Linked DNA regions of Homo sapiens: all the other regions are linked to region 3. Evidence: chromatin contacts called from ENCODE Hi-C or POLR2A ChIA-PET data. All regions are on one chromosome and are shown on one strand. The core of a region is the stretch at or near the end of the contact, and the rest is flanking DNA. Distances in the headings are between cores, read along the strand shown.

Evidence for each region. A loop is a pair of places that touch in the nucleus more often than their neighbours do. ChIA-PET counts read pairs that join two places held with the same protein, here RNA polymerase II (POLR2A). Pooled maps may share reads with other maps.
Region 1: a map of lower leg skin shows a loop between it and region 3 (7-fold over the local background). The contact joins two enhancer-like sites. A Hi-C loop is called at or near these places in 8 of 168 maps with a recorded cell type or tissue (CD4-positive, alpha-beta T cell, CD4-positive, alpha-beta memory T cell, GM12878 and 4 more), 13 of 37 single-sample maps with no recorded cell type and 16 of 50 pooled maps. POLR2A ChIA-PET finds 5 or more read pairs at or near these places in 1 of 52 experiments (Caco-2).
Region 2: a loop to region 3 is called in a map of mammary epithelial cell, with 2.1 times the contacts of the local background. The contact joins two enhancer-like sites. A Hi-C loop is called at or near these places in 4 of 168 maps with a recorded cell type or tissue (K562, PC-3, PC-9 and 1 more) and 3 of 50 pooled maps. POLR2A ChIA-PET finds 5 or more read pairs at or near these places in 3 of 52 experiments (BJ, Caco-2 and activated T-cell).

Annotation. Positions count from the first base shown.
Region 1 is chr21:36,110,977-36,115,310 of GRCh38, forward strand. All of the region lies in intron 1 of CBR1-AS1 (CBR1 antisense RNA 1), which reads right to left. Among named protein-coding and RNA genes, the nearest start is that of CBR1-AS1, 13 kb to the right of the region's middle. RefSeq lists enhancers at 1,939-2,068, 2,109-2,208, 2,350-2,862, 3,200-3,259. Within about 2 kb of position 2,800, at least 27 of the 41 ENCODE cell types and tissues checked have a DNase peak (open chromatin) inside an H3K27ac peak, as active enhancers do.
Region 2 is chr21:35,523,069-35,527,147 of GRCh38, forward strand. The region is part of intron 1 of LOC100506403 (a long non-coding RNA gene); the gene reads right to left. Among named protein-coding and RNA genes, the nearest start is that of MIR802, 200 kb to the right of the region's middle. RefSeq lists an enhancer at 1,811-3,010. Within about 2 kb of position 2,428, at least 4 of the 41 ENCODE cell types and tissues checked have a DNase peak (open chromatin) inside an H3K27ac peak, as active enhancers do.
Region 3 is chr21:35,848,988-35,852,900 of GRCh38, forward strand. No RefSeq gene overlaps it. Among named protein-coding and RNA genes, the nearest start is that of MIR802, 130 kb to the left of the region's middle. Within about 2 kb of position 1,982, at least 6 of the 41 ENCODE cell types and tissues checked have a DNase peak (open chromatin) inside an H3K27ac peak, as active enhancers do.

The DNA of each region.
Region 1 (4,334 bases), core at 1,550-4,049, 260 kb after region 3:
GCCCTCTTCTTCTTAGTGCCTCAATCACTCATTTTGGTCGTTACCAGAAAGGAACTCATATTTAGCTGGAATCTATGCCAGGTAATGTTACAGAGGGTAGTAGTCAGACATGAACAGGGCAGGAGAAGGCCCCCACACCCCACCAGGAATGTCAGGTGATGGTCCAGCAGTTGTCCCACTGCCTCTCTAAAATAATAACTGGTCTGAGCCAGCACCAGGGAAAGACAGTTTCCCAACAGATTAAAAAAACACCTGAAACTGGTGATTGGCAGCTTCCCGATAAGATCTCAGGAATTGGGTGAGTGGGCTCAATCATGTGCATTAAGAGGCAAAATAGCAGAGTTTAACTGGCATATGACCTTCCAGGTACATTCCACCAGAAAAGGGAAGAACACCTACCTCAGGTGAGCATGCATACAACTCTAGCAAACACACTGCGCATGCTCACCTCCCGAGCCTAGCAGGCCACCGCGCATGCACGCAGATCACCCTCGCCCTAAGGGAAGAATGAGGGGAAGAGGCACCAGATGTTGGAAGTATGCCAGCACCTAAATCCCTAAATCCAAGGTCAAGTGGGGCACTTGTCCTTCAACTTGCCCAGCTGGGCCTCCTCCAAGTGTACTTTCCTTTCTTTCATTCCCGTTCTAAAGCTTTTTAATAATCTTTAGCTTCTGCTCTGATACTTGCCTTGGTCTCTTATTCTGCCTTATGCCCCTCAGTCAAATTCTTCTGAGGAGGCAAGAATTCAGGGAGGGAGGGAAGGAGGGAGGAAAGTGAAGGCAGGGAGGGAGGGAGGGAGGGAGGAGGGAGGGAGGATGGAAGGAAGGAAGGGAGGAAGGGAGGGAGGGAGGGAGGGGGCAAGTGAAGGGAGGAAGGGAGGAAAGTGAAGGGAGGAAGGAAGGAAGGAAGGAGAAGGGAAGAAGGAAAGGAAGGAAGGAAGGATACATCCTTGAATAAGGATCAATGAGGACCAAAGCCCCAAAATGACAAATGTCCCATAGGACAGGGTGGGGTAGCATTTCTAATGTGATGCTAGCCTGCGTTCCATCAAAAATGGGTTTACTGGCCGGGTGCAGTGGCTCACACCTGTAATCCCAGCACTTTGGGAGGCCGAGGCAGGTGGATCACTTGAGGTCAGGAGTTCGACACCAACCTGGCCAACATGTTGAAACCCCAACTCTCCTAAAAATACAAAACATTAGCTGGGTGTGGTGGTAGGCGCCTGTAATCCCAGCTACTCGGGAGGCTGAAACAGGAGAATCACCTGAACCCACGAGGCAGAGGTTGCAGTGAGTTGAGATAGTGCCATTGCACTTCAGCCTGGGCAACAAGAGTGAAACTCTGTCTCAAAAAAAAAAAAAAAAAGTTTACAAATCCCATCGTAACCTGAAGGCAATTGCTTTGAGATCTGTTCACAAGAGCCATAGATTTATCATGTAACTTAACTTCATTTGGTACAAACTTTGTTTTTTTTTTGGAGTTGGCCCCATTTGGGAAAATCAGAATGTAGATCTGGAATTTAAATATTGCCTACAAAGCTAAACAGACAAAATGCAGTTGTTGCTTACCTGAAACAAATGTTTGCGGCATCTAAGGACTGATAGGCTGGGACAGAATTAAGATAGTGTTAGGAAAGGGTCCCCTAAGGTTGGGTCGAGTTGCCCTTTCATAGGAAGAAGAGAGGCCTGGGAAAACTTTCTAACCAGGAAGGTAGACATTAATGTCCATAGTTAACATTAGTCAATGATTATTTACTAGGTATGCTCTTTTTAGAGACGTTTATGTACACTCTCGTTTAGTCTTAGTACAGCTCATAATGAGCTGGTACTATTATAACCCTCATTTTACAGAGGAGGAAACAGCCTTCACATGTGTACAGAAATCAGTGAAGCCTGCCTATCACCCATACTTGCTGGGTTCAACATGAACGGCACAGGCAAGGAGAAAGCCCTGTGACCAGCGGTACCAGAAAGAGTGAAAGGGCGCCATCTAGTGACTGTCATGGTGGTTGGCAGTAGAGGTTGGAAGCCGGTGGTTTTTTTTCGTGGGTTTTTTTTGCTGTTGTTTTGGGGTTGTTTTTCTGTGTGAGACAGAGTTTTGCTCTTGTTGCCCAGGCTGGAGCGCAACTGCGGACTACCAATTTCAGTTGTTTCTATCTACTGGGAAACGGCCGCTCCCTGGTGCCAGCTGCAACCAATTATCATTTTAGCGAGGCAGGATGACAACCTCCGGCCCATCACGTGATGGTCGCCTGACATTTCTGGTGTGTGGGGGGAGCTGTCTCCTGCCCTGCTCATGCCCCACTAGCTACCTACTGTAACATTCTCGGGTATCTGGAATACAGTACTAAGCATCTTAAAAAAAACTTCACTGGCGGCCGGGCACAGTGGCTCATGCCTGTAATCCCAACACTTTGGGAGACCAAGGCAGACGGATCACGAGGTGAGGAGTTAGAGACCAGCCTGGCCAACATGGTGAAAACCCCATCTCTACTAAAAGTACCAAAATGAGCCGGCCATGGTGGCGTGCGCCTGTAGTCCCAGCTACTCAGGAGGCTGAGGCAGGAGAATCACTTGAACCTGGGAGGCAGAGGTTGCAGTGAGCCGAGATTGCACCATTGCACTCCAGCCTGGGCAACTAACAGTGAAACTCTGACTCAAAAAAAAACAAAAAACAAAAAACAACCCCCCCCCCCCCCCCACACACACACACACACACACACGCAGAGGCAAAATGGCGGGGGGTAACCTTCTAGGGGGTCATTCCACCGGAAACGGGAAGAACGACTCAGGTGAGCATGCCTGCAGCTCCAGTAAACACACGTAACTCCGGTAAACATGCTTGCCTCCCAAGCACAATCAGGTCACTGCGCATGCGGGTGGCTCACCCTAAGGGAAGAATGAAGGGAAAGGGGTGCAAGACGCCGGAAGCAGGGCAGCATGTAAAATCCTAGGTCCAAGGTCAAACGGAGCACTTGACCTCCAAGGTGCCCCCTTAAGCCTCTTCCAAGTGTACTTTCCTTTCTTTCATTCCTGCTCTAAATCTTTTTCATCAATTTCCACTCCGCTGTAAAACTTGCCTCGGTCTCTTTTCCTGCCTTATGACAATCTATTTTTTTCTTCTGAGGAAGGAAGAGTTGAGGCTGCTGCAGACCTGTACAGATTCGCTGCCGGTCTCTCAGATAACTTCCACTACTAGCAAGAAAGCAAACACACCACATCAATGAACCACCACCATGTAGCTTAAGAGCTGTAAACTTTCACTTTTACTTTTTTTTTTTTTTTTTTTTGAGATGGAGTCTCCCTCTGTCACCCAGGCTGGAGTGCAATTGTGCAATCTTGGCTCACTGCAACCTCCACCTCCGGGGTTCAAGCAGTTCTCCTGCCTCACCCTCCTGAGTAGCTGGGATGACAGGCATGTGCCACCACACCTGGCCAACTTTTTGTAGAGATGGGGCTTTGCCATGTTGGCCAGGCTGATCTCAAACGCCCAGCCTCAAGTGATCCACCCACCTCAGCCTCCCAAAGTGCTGGGATTACAGGCATGAGCCACCGTGCCTGGCCAATTCTTCACTTTTTCAAGTAAATATATGCACACTGATTAAAAACCCAAATGAACGAAAGCTAGATACAGTGGGAAGTCAGCCTCCACATCCCCCAGCTACCCAGTCCTCCCCAGAAGCAACTGCTGTTACCAGCTTCCCATGTCCCCTTCCAGAGACAGTCTAAGTAAGCAAATACTTTGATACAAATAATAGCATACCACGGTAGCCGGAATAAAGCCTCCTCACCAAGGTGTCCGTGTCCTAATGCCTGGGATCAGTAAATATGTGATACGGCAATAGGGACGGGGCAGCTGATTCAAGTTAAAGGCCTTGAGAAGGCAGATTATCCAGGTGGGCCCTATGTAATCAAACAAATCCTTAAAGCTGAGAACCTTCCCAGGCTGTAGTCAGAAGAAGATGTGACTTTGGGGTTAGAGAGACGCAAAGTTGCTGGTACTGAAGATGGAGGAAGCCACGTAATGCAGGTGACAAAAACACTGATTCTCTCCTTAGCCCCCTGGAAAGGCGTGCAGCCCTGCTGGCGCCTTGATCCCAGGCAGGTGAGGCCTGTGTCAGACTTCCTACCCCAAAATCAGAAGGTAATAAGTTTGTGTCTTAAGCCCCTAAATTTGAGAACATTTGCTACAGCAACAATAGAAAACTAATAAATACACTAGTACCCTTTTCTTTCCTTCTTTCTTCCTTTCCTTTTTTTTTTTTTTTTTGACGGAGACTCACTCTGTCACCCAGGCTGGAGTGCAGTGACGTGATCTCGGCTCACTGCAATCTC
Region 2 (4,079 bases), core at 1,178-3,677, 330 kb before region 3:
TCAAGAGCCTGAAATTTTTTTTTCAGTGATTTTTAAGTCTATTTTTAATGGCTCTTTGTAGGAACAATGGCAAGAAGATTAAAATTATCTGCTAGATAATCAATTAATGTCTGCAGACATTTGTAGCCTTTTCTATGAATGGACTTATTTATGAAACTGATTTATACAACATCCATTGTTTAAGCTTACTTTTTATGTATGCTTGGAACAATTTTTCATGTAATTACATAAATTTTGGACATCCTTTTTATAGATGTGTAATATGCCATGCTAAGTATGTAGGTTATCAGATTTAAAGAACTAGTTTTGTTGGCTATTTAGGCTAATTCTGATGTGTCTCTATTAGAAAATGCTGCAGAGAACAGATGCAGCTCATCTTCATGATTTTTTGGATGCATTCATATTGTAAGATGCTAGGAATTCTTTTGCCTTTTAATTAAAATGTACCAGCACTTAAATGATCCATTATAAGTAAAAAATCTCCCAATAGATTAAATAAAGCAAAATAGTAACAGATCTTTGCATGTCTATGTCTGTCTGTGTGCAACTTAGACTTTAATTTGTTATTTAGCTTAAGGCAATGTGTTCCTAAATGCTACTCTAAGAACTTGTACTTACCACCCCTTCCACCAAACACAGACACCTTCCAGAGGACCCTTGCCCTCCAATGAGATCTCTATTGTCTTATATTAATTTAACCCTGCTGTTCTAGGTATATCAGAAGTCCCATAGAGTAGGCCTGTTTTAATTTCCCAAGGGACCACATAAAACATTGTACCTGGTGTGCTCAAGTTCAGTGAATTACTATCAGGACTTCTTGGAGTCTTCTTTCCCCTAAGATGCCCCAGTTTCCATGTTGTTGGCACATGGCCAGGTGCAGTATCCCCTCCAAACCTATGACTGGATCACTGATTGGAATTCTCCCTGGGGGGCTGCCCCTTCCTTCACATTCTCAGCTCCATGCCCCGCCACCCCCTCCTCAAGTAAACAGCTCTTGAGATTTGACCCAGGAAAAGTCAAGTCCAACAGAAACTCCCAGAACATTATACCCCGGCCCCATTTGTTTTGAAAATAGTATCGAAGCTTACAATTGCAAACATACAAGTGCTTAATTATTGCTCAGTATCCATTTTATTTCTAGATATTCATTGAATTCCATTCAAATGTCGATATTAGCAATATTAAAAATAGATGGCTGCAATTTTTCTACTGATTATATAAAGACAGACACTTTAGGTAATGGTCACATATGATGTGATTAAATTGTTTTGCTGTCATTGTGTTAATTATGTGCCAAAGTTAAACATATTCATCTGCAAATTCAAATCTGCCTGGATATTACCAGTAATTATGGCAGTAGCAGTCAAATAAGTGTCCTCATGTGGTCGAGAGAGTGTTTGAGGCTATGGTAAATATCATAAAAATATCATAGTCTATCATGTGTTTGAAATACTATCCTCTGATAAATGACTACTTTTTAATACCTGTTTGTTTTCCTGTGTATGAGGCAAATGGAAAGGAAAATACTTTTTGAATGAGCTTGTTCATTGACTTCAGAAATGGTGGAAACCTTTGCAGTGTCTGCATCCCCCTGCTCTGTACTCAGCATGGGGCAGCCACCGAAGGCTCCCAGCCCCTCACCCAGAGATACTGGAAGTACCACAAAAGTTGAGAAGCAGCTGGTGTTTGGCAGGTGAGGCAGAGGATATTATTGTTATTGATTATTGTATCCTGATTATTATCCTTCATGCCATCTTCCTGGTAAGGAGGCCCTTAGACAGGTAAGAGCCCATAAGAGTAGTCAATTTTGATCTTCGTGTTCATCTCTGTGATTTTCTTTCTTAATCTATAAAAAATATCTTTGTTGAAGAAGCGGTTATGTACCAAATGTTTGTGTCCCCCCAAAATTCACATGTTGAAGCACTAACCCTCAAAGTGACTGTACTAGGAGAAAGGGCCCTTACAGAGGTAATTAAGGTTAAGTGGACTCATAAGGGCAGGGCTTGATCCAATAGGATCAGTGTCCTTATAAGAAGAGACAGGAGAGTGCTCAAGCACTCTCTTCACCATGTGAGGACATAGCAGGAAGGCAGCAGTCCACAAGCCAGGAAGAGAGCCCTGACCAGGAACCAAATTGGCTAGCACCTTGATCTTGGACTTCCAGCCTTCAGACCTGGGAGAAAATAAGTTTCAGTCATTTAAGTGAGCCAGTCTATGGTATTATGTTGTCGCAGCCCAAGCTGATGAATACAGAAGGAAATGAAAATAATGGGGATTCTGGCTTAGCTTTGGCACCTGGATTGTCTGTCACCTGTAGATCTATTGAGCATCCAGCTAAACATTTTGAACCTCCCTGGGTACCTGAGTCTGTGACCAGTGTTGGAGACTCAAAGATCTGTAAGACACAGTTCTCATCGTTGATAACCTACAGGTCACATTTGACAGGCTTCCATCAGGGAGGTCTTGTGATTCATGGCCACATCCTGTCCCCAAGTAAAGAACCTTACTGTGAGTTCCTCAAATTGTTGATGTACTGATTAATGCACGACCTACTGACATTGAAAAGGACACTGATTTGTTTCTGAATCATGAAGTTTTGCTGATTTGTCTCTGAATCATAAAGTTTTATTGATTGTCTTACATGTCCACATTTTAGCCTGTATGTTGCAAGCTGAAGCAATGATTAAAACCTCTGTATTGCACCTTAACCAAAAGGATAACTCTATAGAAGGAGTGGCTCCCTTCCTTCTCAACATTCCTCTAAAAGCCTTCCTACCTGTAACAGACCCTAGAACATGCTGGACTTTGTCAGTGTGTCTTCCCTGGTCCATCCTCACACTTGATTTCCAATAAACCTGTGGGGTCCTGATAAGAGTAAGATTAAGATTAAGATTAAGATAAGATGAATCTCATTTGGGAGAGAGCCCCAGGTGGGGAAGAACAATAAGCCATTGTTCTGAGAGCCAGCCAATCACAGACAACCTACAGACATACAATGACCTTATTCCACCTATAGTCCCCTCCAGCTCTGCTGACACCTCGATCTTGGAAGAACCACCTACCAACATGGGTGAAGGCAGAGGACAGGACCTTCCTTTGGGGCAATTGCTCTGGTGCCTCTGTTCAGGGGAGGTGTCACATTCTAAATAGCTGAGCATGGGCAGGAAGCACGTCAAGAGTGCCCAGGTAAAGGACAAGTGTCTAGATCTAAGGACACAGTTTCCCAATGAGCTTATATCCCAGGACATCGGTTTTGAATCCAAAACTGGGACTCAGGGTGTGGGAGACATTAGGGAGAAAATTAGACTTTTGAGAGTAATGCCCGGGAACACCCAATGAGTAGCTGAGCCAGAAAGCTGCAGATTTGTATGGATATCACCAAACATCAAGCAAAAGGCTTTTCCTCTCTGAAGACCAAAATGACCAATCATAGTGATCAGCCTTGAAAACAAATTAGAAAAGGCTGTGCTTGGGAAGCTGGGAGGTACGATGATATTTTAGTGCCTTAAATGTGAGTCAGGGTAGAGACAAGATTCTCTGAGTTGAGTCTATGTTATTCCTCTGAGGCTTGTTGACCAAGGGAAAGTTAGAAAGTTATATATGTGTGTGTGTGTGTGTGTGTGTGTGTGTGTGTGTTTTAAAGTTTTGCTACAACTGGACTACAGTCCAGAGGGGAGATATATATATATAATATATAATATATTATATATATCACACTATATACAGGACAGATGATATATAGAAGATATATTATATACACACACACACACACACACACACACTGGGGGTGTGTGTGTGTATGTGTGTGTATATGTTTTAAAGTTTTGCTACAACTGGACTACAGTCCAGAGGGGAGATATATAGATATAGATATATATATACACACACACACACACACACACACAAAACATATATCTATACACATACATATAACATATATATATATTATGTATATAAAGTGGTGCAATGGACTATATGTTTATGTCTTCCCAAAATTCATACATTGCCACGGAGAGGGGCTTCTGGGAAACCAGTCCTACTAAACCCTAAGGTAATAGTATTAGGAGGTGGGACCTCTG
Region 3 (3,913 bases), core at 732-3,231:
CAAATCAGTCTCATATAGGCCACAAGGAGACCAGCAGTACCATGTAACCTCAGACATGACACAAAGTGTCCCCAGCACATCCCACGCAAGCATTATTTTTTAAATGCATTTGCAGTAGGGAAAAGTATTTCTGATACTTCTATACCTAGTTGTACCAAATAATGCATTTGTGCAGTTGATGGATGAGGTGAACAAAAGCAATCCTTTTGCTTCCTTGACGAATGTAGTTCTGCAGGCTTCATGGCTGGCAAAACCAATCCTATAGAACCCAATGCTTGGAGACAGAGCTCCACCAGGAAACAAGGCCAAGCTGTGTGCTGCTCTTACGTTATGTCTATTTTAGAAGTTGACTTTGGCAGAGGTGTTGACCACTGACACAATCTATCTACTTCCAGAAAAGATAAGCGGGGAGGGAATCAAACAAGGAATTGTCTTTAAATTCTCACTTGGAAACAGACGCCTTGGCTTGAAAAGGGGAGTAGAATACTAGCTTCAATGATGATGAACAAGTTGGAACAAATTATAAAGAAAATATTGAAGCTATAAATAATTTATTTTTAAAGAACCTGTGTGCTAAAATATCTCCTGACTAGGAAATTCTAAAGAATGTAAATCTCCAGATTATAGTCTATCTGAGGCAATGTTTTTCCAGAACTATTGGAATGTGTCTACATAACAAACTCAATAATCTTTTGAAGAGTTCACTGTTAAGAGGACTCCTAGGACACGAGGAGCAACGGGATGATCACACACTCATGGTTGTACCTTCAAGTAAAGAAAAATGAGAACTTTAAATCACCCAAGATGAGGAAGCTCTGTAGCCAGACTGCTCTCATTCAAATCACCAGGAATGTTTCAATCTGATGCCAGCTTTCTCCCTTACAACAGTGAATGGATAAAAAGGGGAAAACTCAAAAGGGATATTCACAGCGCCTTCTAGTTCCCACCTCAGTCCTATCTCAAAATACCTGAAAATTCTGCCACAGCCCTTTTTCCTTTACTCTAGAACGAAATGACAAAATTAAACTTTATAAAAGTTTATGAAACGAAACCTCACAAAACCTGTTACTGAGGTTCAACGATATATTTTTAAACTAATAATGTGAATTTTTCCATGCTGAAGAGTCATGTAATTGGGTCACCAAATAAAAAAAGACACAGCTGTAATAGAAACCATTTTAGGGGGGAAGAAAGTCCTGACTAATCACGAAGTGATGCAAATGCAAAAGGAAATACTTAGACTGTATTTTTACCCAGCTGAGTAGTCAGATGTTTGGAAATGCCCTGGATTTTTCGAAATATTTCCAGCTGTTAATAGCAAAACGGCTCAGATGCTTCAGAAAGAAAGAACACACACTGAAACCTTTTTTTTTTTTCCTGTGTACTTTTCTTAATTACAGCTGCTCCCTTCCAACTGCAAGAGGGGATCTAAGTGTAAAGATGTTAAAGCTTAGATGTTCACCCTGAGCTCCACACGGATTTATTTTTATGAAAATGACTGAGAAGTGCAAGCCTGGGAATACGCAGAGAACTTCAAAAAAGAGCCTGGAAAAAGTAGGAGGTGATAAAGGAGTTAGCACATTTTCAGTTTGTTTCTCTTACAACCTGTGAGAGAACCCAGACAGCTGATGGGCTCCCGGAGAAAACTCAGGTAGCTGCACTCCAGAGAGTTTGGTGAGGCCCCAGCCAGCACCAGAGACCTGTGGTGAGCTGGCCTCCAGGAGAAGGTGGTGACAGCGGCAGCCGAGTTACATGGCGCCAGATCCCAGAGGACGAGCTCTGGCAACCGCCTGTGCACTCCCCTGCAGCCTTTTCTTCAGAAGTGAAGATGGGGGAGTCTGGTCAACCACAGGTGAGGTGGCAACTCAGAGGGAAGCCTGCACACTGTCAGCTCAGCCAACCCTAATGAGGACCAGACACCCAGAAATATTTGCAGACTCAGCAGGGGCGGGAGTGAGAAGTGGAGTTGGCTGGCCTCAAACCACCACCAGCTGAGCAGGGCTCCTCAGCCAGGGTGTGTCTTCTGGGACTCCCGGGGCAAAAGGTGGCATTAGAGATGGAAATTCAAAACAGGCTGGGGGCTCTGGGGCCAGGTTTTGTCCTGGGCGACTGCTTGGCACTTTCCCCAAAACAGCACACGGAACCTGTGAAAAATGTGCTCTGGCCCCCTTCAACCTTGACCCTGAGGATTGAGGGTGGGAACTGCGGTGGGTTTGCTCAAAGTCCTTATCACCACTCACTGGCATGTGTTCCCTGGCTCAGAGCCTGTCCCTAAGAAATGGGAAGAAAATACACAGCTCCCAAGGAGCTGCCAGCAGTTCCACACCAGGACCCTCTGAGGCCAGCCTCTCTGGGGACGGTGCATGCTGAGGAGTCCATGAGAAGGCTTAACTTTCTGAAGATGTCACACTCAGCTCTTCTTAGGTAAAGATTTTTTTTTTTTTTTTTTTGAGATAGAGTCTCACTCTGTCGCCAGGCTGGAGTGCAGTGGCACAATCTCTGCCCACTGCAACCTCCGCCTCCCAGGTTCAAGCAATTCTCCCACCTCAGCCTCCCAAGTAGCTGGGATTACAGGCATGCACCACCACGCCCAGCTAATTTTTGTATTTTTAGGAGAGACGGGGTTTCACCATGTTGGCCAGGCTGATCTCAAACTCCTGGCCTCAAGTGATCCACGCGCCTTGGCCTTCCAAAGTGCTGGGATTACAGGTGTGAGCCACCACGCCTGGCCAAGATTACCTTTTTAGATTGCTAATCTGGCCATCTTTGATTAGAAGTGAGGTCAATACATAAAATGTTCCAATCAAATTCTGCAACATAATTTTTCAGTGTTCTTAAGGAAACCCTACCCATGAGCAAAATGGCATTAAGGACAATTGGTCATTCTTTTTTATTTATTTTGGGAGGAGGGGGAGAAATGAGGGGCCTTCATTGTTCCCACTTCAAGACCAGCCCACTGGTTACAAAGCAGGAGAAAGGCAGGGGCGCTCCCAGGAACCCAGGGCCATTGTTATGGGCTGAATTGCTCCCTACCGCCACCAAATCCACTGCTGAAATCCTAACCCCCAGGACCTCAGAATGTGAGCTTATTTGGAAACAGGGTTGTTGCCGATGTAATAAGTTAAGAGGAGGTCATACCGACACAGGTGAGCCCCTAACCCAACATGACTGGACTTCTTGTATAAAAGAATGCTATGTGAAAAGACAAACGCATAGACAGAGAGAAGGTGATGTAAAGACACAGGGAAGAGGTGGCCATCTGCAAACCAGGGGGTGCCTTCTTGAGACCACCAGCTTCTAGGAGAGAGGCCTGGAACAGACTCCCCCTCATGACCCATAGAAGGAACCCACCCTACTGGCACCTTGATCTTGGACTTCCAGCCCCAGAACCATGAGACAATAAATGCCTGTTGTTTAAGCCACTCAGTCTTTGGAACGTTGTCCCAGCATCCCCAGGAAACTAAGGTAGCCACATATGACTTTCATGGGCCCCTGGCACTTTTGTCTTTGTGGGCCCCATTCTCCGTAAAAAATATCCAGAATGGCTCCACAACTGTGTTGGTATAGAGGCAAATAAAATCTGGGCTGGAGCATGTTCATTTTTTCTTCTGATTTTAGAAGAAATGAAAACATTTTCATGGGTCTCTAAAAGTCCCACAGGACCTTGGCTCTGTGCCTTTCACACCTCATGGAGAAGTCCACCCTGTAGAAAGAATCACTGAGGTCCCCAGATTGGGTCGGGCACCTCCCCGGCCTTTCTCTATTTTGGCACCACACGCAAATTACCTGTTATTGTGTCTAACAGCTCCCTCTCCCCACCTCTGGCTCACACTCCAGCAAAAAGACATGTCTCATTTATCTTTGCAGCCCTGGCACACCTTAAATGCTCAATAAATAGCTGCTGCACCAACTT